Linked DNA regions of Homo sapiens: region 2 is linked to region 1. Evidence: chromatin loops called from intact Hi-C (ENCODE). Cell type or tissue: prostate gland. All regions are shown on one strand. Region 1 has its middle 12 kb from the start of CRKL. Region 2 overlaps CRKL (CRK like proto-oncogene, adaptor protein).

The links. A loop is a pair of places that touch in the nucleus more often than their neighbours do. Peaks named below come from ENCODE experiments on the same cell type or tissue, not always from the same donor. Only the 100,000 strongest peaks of a DNase experiment are listed, where the experiment ranks them.
Region 2: a loop joins it to region 1, with 1.9 times the contacts of the local background. A loop is called at or near these places in 24 of 110 quality-filtered maps.

Annotation. Positions count from the first base shown.
Region 1 is chr22:20,901,240-20,909,239 of GRCh38, forward strand. No RefSeq gene overlaps it. Among named protein-coding and RNA genes, the nearest start is that of CRKL, 12 kb to the right of the region's middle. In prostate gland, no CTCF peak of the experiment used is centred here; no DNase peak of the experiment used is centred here.
Region 2 is chr22:20,947,601-20,955,600 of GRCh38, forward strand. It overlaps CRKL (CRK like proto-oncogene, adaptor protein), which reads left to right. Exons shown (of 3, transcript NM_005207.4): 3 at 2,111-6,147. The coding sequence ends at 2,245. Among named protein-coding and RNA genes, the nearest start is that of LINC01637, 5.5 kb to the right of the region's middle. RefSeq lists enhancers at 3,919-4,420, 4,421-4,920. In prostate gland, a CTCF peak has its summit at 4,704; DNase peaks (open chromatin) are centred at 3,111, 5,401 and 6,501; H3K27ac peaks cover 3,890 bases.

The DNA.
Region 1 (8,000 bases):
CCAGCTACTCAGGAGCCCCAGGTGGGAGAATCATTTGAACCCAGGAGGCAGAGATTGCAGTGAGCCAAGATCACATCACTGCACTCCAGCCTGGATGACAGAGCAAGACTCCATCTCAAAAAAAAAAATTAAATGAAAACAGATGGGTGCAGTGCCTCATGTCTATAAATCCCAGCACCTTGGGAGGCCAAGGCAGGAGGATTACTTGAGCCCAGGAGTTTTTATTTATTTATTTATTTTTGAGATGGAGTTTCACTCTTGTTGCCCAGGCTGGAGTGCAATGGCGCAATCTCAGCTCACCACAACCTCCACCTCCCAGGTTCGAGCTATTCTCCCGCCTCAGCCTTCTGAGTAGCTGGGATTACAGGCATGCACCACCGCACCCGACTGATTATGTATTTTTAGTAGAGACAGGGTTTCTCCATGTTGGTCAAGCTGGTCTCGAACTCCTGAGCTCAGGTGATCTGCCCTCCTGTAATCCCAACACTCCCAAAGTGTTGGGATTACAGACATGAGCCACCGTGCCCGGCAAGCCCAGGAGTTTGAAACTAGCCTGAGCAACACGGCGAGACCCTGTCTCCACACACACACACACACACACACACACACACAAACACACACATAAAAAATAAGAATAAAAATAATTAGCTGGGCGTGATGGTCTGCACCTGTAGTCTCAGCTATCTGGGAGGCTAAGGCGGGAGGATTGCTTGAGCCCAGGAGATTGAGGCTGCAGTGAGCTATAATCCTGCCACTGCACTCCTGGTCGACAGAGTGAGATCTCATCTCAAAAAAAAAAAAAAAAAAAAAAAAGACCTGTGTGGTGGCTCATGCCTGTAATTCAAGCACTTTAGGAGGGCAAGGCAGAAGGATTGCTTGAGTACAGGAGTTCAAGACCAGCCTGGGCAACATTGAGAGACCAAGTTCTGTTGTGGGTTGATTTGGCTTTTTTTTTTCTTTTTTAAAATGTGGTTTGTTTCAAGTTTCCCTTCTCCACGATAGGCTAATACTGATCATGTCATTCCACCACTTAAAACTTCTGTTGGGGCCGGGTGTGGTGGCTCACGCCTGTAAGCCCAGCATTTTGGGAGGCCAAGGCGGGTGGATCACAAAGTCAGGAGATTAAGACCATCCTGGCTAACACGGTGAAACCCCGTCTCTACTAAAAATACAAAAAATTAGCCGGGTGTCGTGGCGGGCGCCTGTAGTCCCAGCTACTCGGGAGGCTGAGGAAGGAGAATGGCGTGAACCCGGGAGGTGGAGCTTGCAGCGAGCCGAGATCACGCCACTGCACTCCAGCCTGGGTGACAGAGCGAGACTCCGTCTCAAAAAACAAAAAAACAAAAAAAACATCTGTTGGGGGCCAGGTGCCTTGGCTCATGCCTATAATCCCAGCACTTTGGAAGGCCGAGGTGGGTGAATCACTTGAGGTCAGGAGTTTGAGACCAGCCTGGCCAACATTGTGAGAGACCCTTTCTGTACGAAAAATACAAAAATTAGCCAGCCATGGTGGCAGGAGCCTGTAATCCCAGCTACTCGGGAGGCTAAGGCAGGAGTATTGCTTGAGCCTGGGAGGTGGAGGTTGCAGTGAGCCAAGATCATGCCACTGCACTCCAGCCTGGGTGACAGAGTAAGACCCTGTCTCAAAAACAAACAAACAAACAAATCCCACTTCTGTTGGCTCCTATTAACGTGTCATTTAAGGAAGCCAATTGGCCAGTTTAGGCAGCACATGACACAGTCTCCACTGATGGCCCTGAGTGTGGCCCTGGGTTCACAGGACGAGAGGTGGCTAGCGTCTTACAGGTACTAACCAAAATCACAATAAATCTTATAATCAGAAGACCATTATTACTCATTTACAATAAGAGAGATAACTGACCAGAATGTAAGTTTTCTGATGCGAGCGCAGAGCATTGTGCCTGGCACAGAGTAGGCACTTAAGAAGTTTTTGTAGGATGGATAGTAAGAAAAGGAAGGGAGAGAAGAGGGGGTGGGGAAGGAGCAAGTGAAAGGGGAAAAAAGCTCATTCTCTTTCTGTAGGAAGGCTATTTGAGGAGCCAAGTTAAAATCAGATTGAATAGTGCTTATTCCTCCACTAGACTAAGTACCACCAAGCAGGACCATATCACATTCACTTTGCATCCCCAAGTCTAGCTCCTGGGAGATGCTTAATACAGGTGTGCTGAACCTATTTGTCACTTAAATGTTCATTATCTCAGGATCTTACAAAGGGCTTCTTTTCCTGAAATCCAGCAAGGAGGAGTTTTAGTCCGCATGTGTCTGATTACCCAAAGAAATGTTTCCTTCCGCTTGAAGGCAAAGCCACAGTCTTTCTTTTTTTCTTTTTTCTTTTTTTGAGACGGAGTCTCAGGATCTCAGCTCACTGCAAGCTCCCCCTCCCAGGTTCCTGCCATTCTCCTGTCTCAACCTCCCAAGTGGCTATGACTACAGGCGCCTGCCACCGCGCCCAGCTAATCTTTTATATTTTTAGTAGACACGCGGTTTCACCGTGTTAGCCAGGATGGTCTTGATCTCCTGACCTCATGATCCGCCCACCTCGGCCTCCCAAAGTGCTGGGATTACAGGCGTGAGCCACTGTGCCTGGCAATTTTTGTATTTTTAGTAGAGAAGGGGTTTCACCATATTGGTCAGGCTGGTCTCAAACTCCTGACCTGAGGTGATCCACCTGTCTCGGCCTCCCAAAGTGCTGGGATTACAGGCATGAGCCACCATGCCTAGCAGGAAGCCAGAGTCTTGTATGAGCTCAGTCAAGCACAAGTGGTCCCATTCTTGCTGGTCCTTGCCTTAGGAATGGGCATGTGCCCTGATGGGATGGGATGTAAAGGGAGAGCTCTCAGGTTTCTGGAGGAAGTGCTCTTTGCCCTTAAAAAGGGACACAAGGGCTGGCCTTGGTGGCTCATACTTGTAATCCCAGCATATTGGGAGGGCAAGGTGGGAGGATCATTTGAGGCCAGGAGTTTGAGACCAGCCTGAGCAGCATAGTGAGAGACCTCATCTCTGCAAAAAAGAAAAAAATAAAAGAGGACACAAGGCCAGGCATGGTGGCACATAACTGTGGTCCCAGCTACTTGGGAGGTTGAGGCAGGAGGATTACTGGAGCCCAGGAGGTTGACGCTGCGGTGAATGATGATCGTGCCACTGCACTCCAGTCTGGGCAACATAGTGAGACCCTGTCTCTAAAAAAAGGACACAAGGAAATGACTGTCCTTCTCCCACTGGGCATTGGCATAACTGGATGTGAGGCCTGGGATAACCAGCCAGAGGATGAAGCCAAAACCTGAAAGAAATTAGAACCAAAAAAAATCACACAGAAGCAGACCCACGGCCTGGACATCCTGCATCTTGAGCTGCCTGCTACAGAGTTCATGTTATGAAAAATAATAAATGCCCTTGCGCCTGGCTCAAACTATTTTGAATAGGGATTTCTGATATTGCAGCCAAAGCATGCTAATACAGCTTGTTAGTTAAGATGATTACATCATGAATCCATGGCGAGTAAACTTTTGTAAGACCATTGAGTCACTCTGGTGTTGCAAGTATAGACGGATCTGATTGCCTAATTCCAGGAGGGTTAGGCCCTGACCTCAGTCATGACTACTTTCTGAATAGGCTTGGCACCAGGAATTGAGTGGGAGGAACCTAGGTGATCTAGGAGTTTAAACAAAAATAAAATCTTCAATTTTAGAAGAAAAGATGTCCCAAGAAACTGCTCCATGATGGGTAGGAGATAAAAAAGTGGAAACAGGTACCTGAGCAGGAAAAACTATGTTCATGATTTTATACTAGCTCTTGAGGTTTTAGTCTTGTGTTAGGAAAAGTGGATTTAGGATTAAAGTCTTCTGTCCGTACACAATCTACAGCATTAAAAGATTTTACCCTATCAGATTGGCACATGCCTGTGGGAACAGCTAATCGGGAGGCTGGTGTGGGAGCATCACTTGAGCCTGGAAGTTGGAGGTTGCAGTGAGCCAAGATCAAGCCACTGCACTCCAGCCTGAGTGACAGAGTGAGACCCCTATCTCAATTAAAAAAAAAAAAAAATCTTACCCTATCAAAGATTCGAGTTCAGTGAAGATCCATTATAAAATACTTCCTCCTTCAAATAGAGATGATGATAACAGGCATCGATGCAATACTCTTAGTAAGCATTGACTCTTGGTTGTTTTTTAGTCAAAGATTTCTAATTCTGGCTCTATTACTGAAAGACCATCTGGCCACCCATTATGGTACACAGGTTATATAACAAGAATGCTATGGTTATTGACTGAAAGCCATTTTATAATGAGACACCCTATTGCTATTACATAAAAGGCAGTCTCAGCTATAGAACGAATTCTCCCTTGGTCAGTCACTGTGGTCCTACTAATCATGGAGGGAAAAGATGTTTCTCTCAGAAAATCTAAACTGAGTAGGAAAGCCCCAGGAGGTGCAAGCCTGGTTGCACATTAGAATTGGCTAGAAGTTTTAATAAATACTCATGATAGCCCTTGAACATATGAAAAGATGCTTGACCTCACTCCTAATAAGAGCAATGCAAAATAAAACTACTTTGAACATTTTTTTTCACCTATCAGATTGGCAAGAGTCTAAAAGTTGAACATAAAATTTTATTAATATCCAGTTCTCCTCTACTTCTGAGAATATGGACTATACAATTTCCTGCACCCCCTGAATTTAGGCTTAGCATGTGACTCATTCTGGCCCATAAAATGTGAGCAGAATTAACATATTTTCCTCTGGGCTGAAGGATTTAATAGCTGGTGCTATTAATCAAACTATGGGGATTCTCCAGTTCTGTTCCCCAATTCAGCTACTAAGTGAGAAGGTGAAGTGTTCCATTTGGTGCAGCCTCAGGATGGGGGAGTTTCACCACCCTGGATCTGAGCCGCTGCACCGAGGAACATTGCCCTGTGTCAGAAATAGTTAAGCCACTGCTGCATAATCCCAGCCCATTGTGACACACGCTGTTGATGAAGCTGTGAGTAAACAGGTATTCTCCTATATTGCTGCAATAGTACCAAATGCTAAAAGCATCATGGAGGGCAATTTGACCATAGCTATAGATGCACATTTATCATTTAATCTATCATTTAATTCCACTTCTGGGAATTCATCCTACAGAAATGCCTGCATACATATGAAATGATGTATGCACAAAGTTATACATTATGGCATTGTTTGTAACGAGAGTTTGGAAATAAATATCTAAGTATGGAGACTGGTTAAATAGACTATGGTCTATCTTCACAATGGAATAGTATGCAAATATAAAAACAAACAAACAAACAACAAGGAAACTCTCAAAATGCTGATGTGGAAATTATTCCAGGATATATTGTTAGATTTTTAAAAAGCAAGACGCAGAAGAGTGGATATGTTTCCTTTAGTGTAAGAAAGGGGGAAAATAAAAATATTCTTACATAAACATTTGTGTGATACACAAGAGATGAATAGAAGTAGTTAACTATAGGGTCCTCCAAGTCGGATGGGATGGGAGCAGGACTTCTCAATAAATACCATTTGTATCACTTTATATTTGAACCATTTTAATACATTATTTTTTTTTAATATAGTACTCAGGTCTCCCTGCAAGCCAAATAAATAAATCAGTCTTCTGGGATCAGGACTGGGCTTTTTGTTGTTGTTGTTTTTTTATGCTATGCAGGTGATCAAATGTTCAGTCAGCACTGAGAATCGGTGTTTTAAGCTTCAGTCTCAGATGAAACACGATATCTGAGAGGCAGTTTTTGTGTTGTGGGTATGGGTAGTATTTGGCCTTTGCTCTGTGTTCTAGAACCTAACTCTGATGGCTCAAGTAACCCTTCTGGTTGGAATACTATAACTAGATGAGGGAGCTCCATCTGGCACAGATGTTGACAGTGCTGTGGGATATGCCCGGATCATGTGCCAGGCTATCTGGAACTGAATACTCTGAACTAGAGAATTGGGCTAGACACAGAGATGAAGTAAGATGCAAACCAATATTGAATTTATCAAGGCTGTGTGGTTATAATCAGGGGTCTTTTTTAGGGGAAGACATCTATTAGAAGTTGTGGTAGTAGGTTGGGCACGGTGGCTCACGCCTGTAATCCTAGCACTTTGGGAGGCCAAGGCGGGCAGATCACGAGGTCAGGAGTTTGAGACCAGCTTGACCAACATGGTCAAACCCTGTCTCTACTAAAAATACAAATATTAGCCAGGCGTGGTGGCAGGCGCCTGTAATCCCAGCTACTCAGGAGGCTGAGGCAGGAGAATCGCTTGAGCATGGGAGGCGGAGGTTGCAGTGAGCCAAGATTGCGCCACTGCACTCCAGCCTCGGCGACAGGGCAAGACTCCGTCTCAAAAAAACAAAAAAGAATTTGTGGTAGTGACCTTAAAAAAGTTCTGGGTCACACTGGGAGCAACACAAAAGGCACACATTCAATATAGAAGATTTTTGACCTAAAGTTGGCAAACAATGGCCCATGGGCCAAATCTTGCCCATCAACTCTACCTTTATGGCTTGTGGGCAAAGAGTGTTTTTTTGTTTGTTTGTTTGTTTTGAGATGGAGTTTTGCTCTTGTTGCCCAGGCTGGAGTGCAATGGCACGATCTTGGCTCACCGCAACCTCTGCCTCCCGGGTTCAAGCAATTTTCCTGCCTCAGCCTCCCAAGTAGCTGGGATTACAGGCATGTGCCACCACGCCTGGCTACTTTTGTATTTTTAGTAGAGACAGGGTTTCTCCATGTTGATCAAGCTGGTCTCACCTCAGGTGATCCACCCACCTCAGCCTCCCAAAGTGTTGGGCGTGAGCCACCGCACCCAGTCAAGAGTGGTTTTTACATCTTTAAACGGTTGGGGGGAAAATCAAAAGAATATCTCATGATACATGAAGATTATGTGAAATTCAAATTTCAGGGCCCATAAATAAAGTTTTCCTGGAATATAGCTGTACCTAAACCTATTGGGACAAAGTCACATACAGTGTGGCTGCTTTCCCACTACAATGGCAGAGTTGAGTAGTTGTGGCAGACACGTACCTGGCACTCTCATCCCTTTGTGCTGCTGCTCAGTGCACTACAAGTTGGAGTGCTGCAATTATAATTCAGCAGTATTTTGGCCAGGCGTGGTGGCACACGCCTGTAATCCCAGCACTTTGGGAGGCTGAGGTGGGCAGATCACAAGGTCAGGAGTTCGAGACCAGCCTGATCAACATGGTGAAACCCCATCTCTACTAAAAATACAAAAATTAGCCAGGTGTGGTGGTGGGTGCCTGTAGTCCCAGCTACTCAGGAGGCCGAGGTAGAGGAATCACTTGAACCTGGGAGGCGGAGGTTGCCGTGAGCCGAGATCATGCCACTGCACTCCAGCCTGGCGACAGAGCAAGACTCCTTCTCAAAAAAAAAAAAAAAAAAAATTGCCAATGCACGTTCTTGTATCAAAAGAAGAAAAGTATAATTTTCTTTTTTTGAGACAGGGTCTCGCTGTCTCAATGCCCAAGCTGGAGTGCCGTGGTGTTTAATCACAGCTAACTGCAGCCTTGACCTCCTGGGCTCAAGCAATTCTCCTACCTCAGCCTCCTGAGTAGCTGGGGCCACTATGCACAGCTAATTTTTAAAAATTTTTTGTGGAAATGGGGTCTTGCTATGTTGCCCAGGCTGGTCTCAAACTCCTGACCTCAAGTGATCCTCCTGCCCCAGCCTCCCAAAGTGCTGCGATTACAGGCATGAGCCACCACACCAGGCCAGAAAAGTAGACTTTGGATGTCACACTTTCAAGGCAAAGTGTAGATTATTTTGTTACTGTATACAATTGCAAGGTCGGGGGCGCAGTGGCTCACACCTGTAATCCCAGCTACTTGGGAGGCTGAGGCAGAAGAATCACTTGAACCCGGGAGACGGAGGTTGCAGTAAGCCGAGATTGCACCACTGCACTCCAGCCTGGGTGACAAGAGTAAAACTGTCTCAAAAAAAAAAAAAGCATACAATTGCGAAGTA
Region 2 (8,000 bases), 46 kb after region 1:
AAGTGTTGGGATTACAGATGTGAGCCACTGCGCCTAGGCTTTTTCTTTTCTTTTCTTTTCTTTTTTCTTTTTTTCATTTTTTTTTTTTTTTTTTTTTGAGACAGGGTCTTGCTCTGTCACCCAGGCTGGAGTGCAGTAGTGTGATCACAGCTTACTGCACCCCTGCAACCTCTGCCTCCTGCGCTTAAACGATCTTCGCACCTCATTCTCCCAAGTAGCTGGGACTGCAGGTGCATGCCACCACGCCTGGCTCATTTTTGTATTTTAGAGACAGGGTTTCACTGTGTTGCCCAGGCTGGTCTTGAACTCCTGGGCTCAAGTGATCCACCCACTTCAGCTTCCCAAAGTGCTGGGATTACAGGTGTGAGCCACTGCGCCCGGCCACTTTGTGCTTTTCACACTATGTTATTATCTGACAAAGATTCATTGTGTATCCCACTCAAAAGACAGAAGTTTTTTAAGGATACGAACTGACCTGCCCATTTTCCATGGAGTAGATGTTCAGTAAATTTATTTAATTGATTAGGTAGGATCATGTAGAAAGTATCCTGTTGAAGACCGCCAGACTCACAAGTTAATTGGAAGGCGTGAGGTGTGAGTGTTCTTGGCAGCTTTCAATCCTTAGCCTCATCTTTAATCTTCCCGTAGTCTTCTTTGGCTGCTTAGTATCCATCACAGTCATTTATTAGACCCCGTTTTCAGCCTGTTCCTCATTGGTTTTGAGAGGACCCTTGTTGGTGACAAGGTTGGAAATCCTCTGATATATACAGTGTTGTGCTTCTCAGTGCTAATTCCAGCTCTTCCCTTCGTGCATCCAAAGGGTATGATCATTAGAGGGGGCGTGGGGTTGGGGGATGGGTTCTATTCAGGAATCTCTACTCAAGTAACAATCATTTAATTACTGCAAGAACCTTTCAAAGTTGGAAGGAAACTGAGACTTGGAGAACTTAAGCAGTTTGCTACAGTCATGTAGTTTCTAAAAGTGGCAGAACCAGGACATTTGTTTGGTGTCCTGCATGCTCCAAAGTTCATGGCACGGACCATTGGACTGTGCCATAAAAACCTTATGCCTGTTTTTATTTTGAGATGTAGTCTTGCTGCGTTGCGCCGGCTGGTCTCAAACTCCTGGGCTCAAGCAGTCCTCCCACCTCAGTCTGCCAAGGACCTGGAACTAGAGGCATGTACCACGATGCCTGGTTCTATATGTGTTTAAGCAGACAAAAGCTTATTTCTTATTGTCTTAGATCTTAGGTGGGTCTTATATTCAAGTAGCGTTTTTATGGACCTAAGTACACAATACAGAACCTTAGATTAGTGCTCTGCTGAACAGAGTAACACCCTGTCTACAATGACTACCACCTGAAGGTCTTTTTTTAAAATACACCTTTTTGTGTAATTTGACTTTAACCATTCTCAGAATCATGTGTTCATTTCTATCCTGTTGGGGTTAGTGGCCAAAATAGAAGGTTGGTGTGGGGTGGGGAGCTGCTTTGTGCTCAAAAGCTGTTTCTGTGTGTGTGTGTGTTTTGATTTTTGTTTTTTTGAGACAGGGTCTCACTCGGTTGCCCAGTCTGGGGTGCCGTGGCACTATCACGGCTCACTGCAGCCTCAGCCTCATGGGCTCAAGCCATCCTCTCACTTCAGCCTCCTGAGTAGTTGGGACTGCAGTCATGTACCACCACACCCGGCTAATTTTTCTATTTTTTAGAAGAGATGAGGTTTCACCATGTTGCCCAGGCTGGTCTCGAACTCCTGACCTCAAGTAATCCCAGGAGTTCAAGGTTACAATGAGCTGTAATCGGGCCACTGCATTCCAGCCTGGGCGACAGACCCCGTCTATAAAAAATTAAAAAATAATGTGCATGGTGGTGCACGCCTGTAGTCACAGCTATTCAAGAGGTGGAGGTGGAAGGATCACTTGAGCCCAGGCGTTAGAGGTTACATTGAGCAGGGATCTCACCACTACACTCCAGCATGGCTAACAGAGTGAGACCCTGTGTCTAAATAATAATGTATGGGCCCTTTGGATAAGGTAGTGTTTGTGATTTAATGTAAACTGTCTTTTTCTTGTTGCAGAGAAATGCTAACTTTGTCTTCTTCATCCATACAGGTTGGTGACATCGTGAAAGTCACAAGGATGAATATAAATGGCCAGTGGGAAGGCGAAGTGAACGGGCGCAAAGGGCTTTTCCCCTTTACGCACGTCAAAATCTTTGACCCTCAAAACCCAGATGAAAACGAGTGATTGCTGTTGCCCTGTTTCCTGCTGCTTTGTTGTTCTGCCTGTCCTAGTCTCCTTTGAAGTGGGAAAGCATTTTCTCTCATAGGCAAGTCACACTGCATTGCCGAAGTCCAGCTTTCTGCAGACTGGCAGTCGCACACACATTTGGAATGCACACAGCGGCTGCCTCCTGATGTTTGTATCATAGTCGTATTGTCAAAGAGTAGCCGATTTTAGAGTTCTTTTGGATCATAAACTGGAAATACTGATGGAAGCACACAAGTGGAGAGAAGTTGACATGGAAAGGGTCTTCCTTCTCATTGCTGCCCGTTTGTACATGGGACTGATTCTGTTGTGTTCACCAGAGAAAGCTTGAGGCCATGGCGAGATACTGCATGTTTGCTGTTCCACAAAGCAGTGGCTTAGCTGCCATCTTGCTTTTCTTTGGACAACAGGAAGTGAACCTTAAGGAAGAGAGAATTCTGTTCTAAAACTCCAAAATCTGGCTTTTTTTTTTCTTTTGTTTTGGTTTGGTTTTGGAAAACTAATTAATTAGACTTGTGTGGGGGTTTTTTTTTGTTTTGTTTTGTTTGTTTTGTTTTGTTTTTTTGAGACGGTGTCTCGCTGCATCACCCAGGCTGGAGTGCAGTGGCGCAATCTCGCCTTCCTGCAGTCTCCGCCTCCTGAGTTCAAGCGATTCTCCTGCCTCAGCCTCCCAAGTAGCTGGGACTGCAGGCGCGCACACCACGCCCAGCTAATTTTTGTATTTTTAGTAGAGACGGGGTTTCATCATGTTGACCAGGCTGGTCTCAAACTCCTGACTTCAGGTGATCCACCCGCCTTCAGCCTCCCAACGTGCTGGGATTACAGCCGTGAGCCGCCGCGCCTGGCCTAGACTTGTGTGTTCTAAACAGGTTAAGTAGCAGGTTGGGTTTTTATGATAGTGCAAGGAATGACTCATGCCTCTGAGCTTCTAAACTGAAGCTGCTGTAACTAAAGGAATCTGAAAAGAACAACCCTGAAGCAGAGGCCTTTATTGTCTTGGTTGCCAGTAGTACCTTGTTTTGCCATGTAGCAGACAACACACAAAATAATGCAGTTGTGGTGTGCCATGCTATGTGCACAGCCCCTTGGATTACTTTGTTTTAAAAAGCATCAGAGTTGGGGGTACTTTAGGGAAACCTTTGCTTACCTTGTTTTGCCAGTGATAAGAGCAGTGGGTTGGAGGGCACTTGGCCAGTTTTCTGTTCAGCTTTTCAGTGAATGTACCCCTTTAAGGTTCAGACTTAAACTTCCTTAAAAAGTGGCGTTGTTCATAGAATCGTTGGACTCATTAATGAATCGTTCAACTCCACTCACTGAAGCCCAGACCTCCGTGCCCAGGCCCAATCTCGTCAGGCTGCCAGAGAAAGTTGGTGCTGCTCATACTGGTCTCACAGTCTAAGTAAGTGTCTGTGATGCTCCCAAGCAAAGGAAATGCAAGCTCTGGAAATTCGTTAATGTATTTGATGTCTTAGTGTTTTAGTGACTAGGGAGACCATTAACTAGTTTATCATTAACCACTTATCAGTGTATTGATGTTAAAGCATTTCCCTGTTAGCTAAAAGAGGCCTGTTCATACAAGCCAACTGGTATATACGTGTGGTTCATCCATCATCTGCTGCACATAGCAGACTAGAATTCTGGGAACCCTGTGCAATTCAGTCTGCTCTCCCTTGTGGACCCTGGTAAAGAAAAGCCTCAGCTCATAGTGAACACAGCAGACCTAGAAATGTAGCAGCAGCCTACTGAGTAGCTTTCATTTACTGATCATCTGCTGTGACTGTGGCCCTGTCTGGAGGTTCCTAGGTTTTGAGATTTAGAGCAATGCATTCTGGAGACAGAACCAGCAGAACAGCCATTTTTCAATTTTTCTTTAAATCAGTATTCCATCAGGCAGATAACTGCTGTATTCATGAATCTTGAGAGTGTTCCTGAGACAGAATTAATGGTCATTTGGGAAAACTATCGCCATGGCTTCCCATCTGTGGTTTTCCTCTAAAAGCCTTGGAGATTAGCCCTTCCTTGCCAGTGAGAACGGTGACCGCCTCCTGCTCTGCACGGTCTGCGGCAGTTGCCGCTTCTGGTTAGGTGTGTCAGGTTGGCTTATTTTGGGTTCAGGCCTGGCGTAGCACCCACAAGTGGCAGACATATCACAAGAGTCCCCAGACTCTGCCTAGAAACAGTGTTTGCCCTTTGGCCAGTGACGTGGTTCATCCCGGCCCATGTTGAGCCATGAGTGGAGTTTCCAACAGAGGGAGGAATGTGTGCCTTGTTCAAGGAGGGCACGACCCTTAGGCCTTTTTCAACCAGATTTAGCTGAAGGGCTTGACACCTTTGAATTACAGCAGTTGACTCAGAGTGCAAGAAGTCTGGCCATTTTGGAAAGCAAGGTTTCCTTTCAGCCCTGTCTACTGACCAATACCCCGACTCACCTTGTGTGGCGCACTTCAGAATCAGATATACCTAGAGTATACCTGTGGTTTGGTTTTATAATTAATCAGCTCGTTACTTCAGCCCATGAAAATGGCATCCAGGGCTGCCAGGAGATTCAGAGCTCAAAACAAGGCGAGCTTGAGTTCTGCACTCCAGATATGTGCCAAAACTAGTAAAACTTAACGGACTTACAACCTTGTCAGTTTTTTTAATGAGGCAGGGATACTCTGTTTTTCACACTAAACATATGAATGCAGCACTGCTGCCTCAGCTCAGCTTCGTGCCTGGGTTCCCCACTGGTCTGGGAAGACTGTTGTGCTCCATAGAGCAGTGCACATCTGACCCAGAGGGTGGGTGTTCATAACTGCTACTTGCTCTGCTCTACCATGTTTAAAGAAATATTTGGATGTTAAATTAACTCACTATGGTTTTTCACCTGGGAAGGAAACAAATTACGTACTAGAGGGCATTGACTGGTTAAAAACTTGTGTATCCCGGGAAGGACCTGCGGTACAGGAGTCAGCCATGTCTGTGCTGTGTGGAACCACCTGATGACATGGTTAACGAGGAAGACGATGTGTTGACCGGCTGCCGTTTGAGGACTTTGGTCACCCAGACTAGACACCTTCTGTGCTCATGTTTGGAAAGCTGAAAGGGAAGGACAGCTGTGCCCTCCTGGGAGCTCATGTGTCCCTGGCGCTGTGCTAGCTTTCCTTTACAGCTGTTTACAGACAAGGCAGGCCTGAGGCAGATGGCCACTGCTCTTGTGATGTTTGCTCAGAGGAATATGAACATTTTATTTTTGAAAAGGGATGATGTGGTTTTTTGCCAGGTGTTTATAATTAATCCTTTAATATTATGGTTATTAACCTCTTAAACATGAATGAATTCTTGATTGTTTTAACACAGTACCTAAGACTAATGCTTTCTGTGGACACCACTGAGCTCTGCCTCAACTCCACCCTCTGCGACCGGAGGACTATGCCCCTAGTAACTGCTGTCGGTGTGGACGCTGTGCTGGTTCTGTTTTCTAAAGGAGCAGAAGGACAGGTCTCTGAGACAGGATCGTTGTCCCTACAGGAGGAACAGTGGCCTTGCTTCTTAGACGGTCTTCACTGTGTGTTTTAAAACAACAACAACAACAACAACAACAACATAAAACTCTTTTGACCTGTAACTTAAAGATCATAAACTTCAGGCAATAATATTTTCTGTGTAAGCTTTTAAAATTATTTTTGGGGATCATAGCTTGTTTTATTTTGTGCTATAAAATTAACAGTATTAAATGACTTATATTCTTAGAATACATCGAGTGTCTTTTCTTAACAGATTAGTGCCTTTTTATTTTTGTATTCCGTTTTACGTTACTGGTCCCAGCATCAAAACCCTTGTTTCCATGGCCTGTTTGTATATTGTCTCAATAAAACTTGCATCAGCCGGTGGTGGCGGCAGCTTCGGTGTTTCAGTGTCTCCTCAGTCCGCCCCCACTAGCCTCCTGGCAGTTCATCAGTGGTGAAATCTCTGATGCTTCTCAGAGACCCTTAGTGCTGCTGCTGACCAAGAGCTAGAATGAAGTCTTGGCATCCGCCCATTCCAACACTCGGGCACCCAGAGGAGAGCACCTGGGGTCTCCCTCCAAAAGAGAAATCTGCCTCCCAGAGTGTCTGTCTTGTAGGTATTGTATGGGAGCCTAGTGCTTGGCCTTCTGAGCATGAGGCAATAGTTCCCACAGGTTGCACCACCACAGAGAACTTGGATCTTTTTCCTTCTAGGCACCCATATCTGAGGCTTCTAGTAAATATTTCTTCAGCATGAGCTAACCAGGGTTGAATGGTATCAAGCAGAAGTCATGGGAAGTGAGCAGCCTCATTGCAGGTCAGGGCATGATATCTGTGCGGCTTTCTTGAATCCTTTTCTGTTCTTGGCTGTAGGTGGTTCTCCTGATGAACTTTGGGAGACCTCCAAGTGGATTGGCTTGAGGTGTTGGGAGGCCCACTGACACCCCCTCAGCCAGGGCCTTGTCTCTCCTACTCCCAGCTCTCAGTACATTTTATCTTTCACTTCACTGTACTCTATTCCCATGCCTATTTGTGTATTTTGAGGTGCATATTTTCTTGTAAAACCTCAGGAAGCCATTTTTAAAAATTATGGCTGGATGTGGTGGCTCATGCCTGTAATCTCAGCACTTTGGGAGGCCGAGATGGGCAGATCTGGAGTTCAGGACCAGCCTGGCCAACACGGTGAAATCTCATCTCGGCAAAAAATATAAAAATGAGCCAGGCATGGTGATGCAGGCCTGTAGTCCCAACTACTGTGCAGGGAGGGCCAAGGTGGGAAGATCTTTTGAGCTTGGGAGGCAGAGGTTGCAGTGAGCTGACATACCACTGCACTCCAGCCTGGGTGACAGAGGAAGATCCTTCTCACCGCCCTCCCCGCCCCCACCCCCACTAAGACAGTCTTGCTCTGTTGCCCAGAGCTGGAATGCAGTGGTGTGACGTCACCTCATTGCAACCTCCACCTCCCGGGTTCAAGCAATTCTTCTGCCTCAGCCTCCCCTGAGTAGCTGGGATTACAGGTGTGTGCCACCACGTCCAGCTAACTTTTGTATTTTTTAGTAGAGACGGGGTTTCACCATGTTGGCCAGGCTGGTCTCAAACTCCTGACCTCAGGTGAGCCACCCACCTCAGCCTTCCAAAGTGTTGAGATTACAGGCATGAGCCACTGCGCCCAGCTGAGACCCTGTCTTAAAAATAAATTTACCAGCACTTTGGGAGGCTGAGGCACTTTGGATCACAAGGTCAGGAGTTCAAGACCAGCCTGGCCAAGATGGTGAAACCCCGTCTCTACTAAAAATAAAAAAATTAGCTGGGCATGGTGGCGGGCGCCTGTAATCCCAGCTACTCGGGAGGCTGAGGCAGGAGAATTGCTTGAACCCGGGAGGCAGAGGTTGCAGTGAGCCAAGATCACACCACTGCACTCCAGCCCCATGGGTGACAGAGTGAGACTCCATCTCAAAAAAAAAAAAGTTAAAAATTTATTTAAGACAGTGTCTTGCTCAGGCTGGAGTGCAGTGGTAAGATGATAGCTCACTGCAGCCTCCAACTCCTGGGCCCAGGCAATCCTCCCACCTTGGCCTCCTCAGAAGCTGGGATTACAGGCATGACCCTCTGTGCCTGGCCCAGGATATATATATATATATATATATAGAACTATGAGGCTAAAATGTCCCTGGTTCCTACTTTCAGGTTTCTGCTGAATTTGAGAGAAGTCTGTCTTGAAATATCAAAACTGTCACATCATTCTG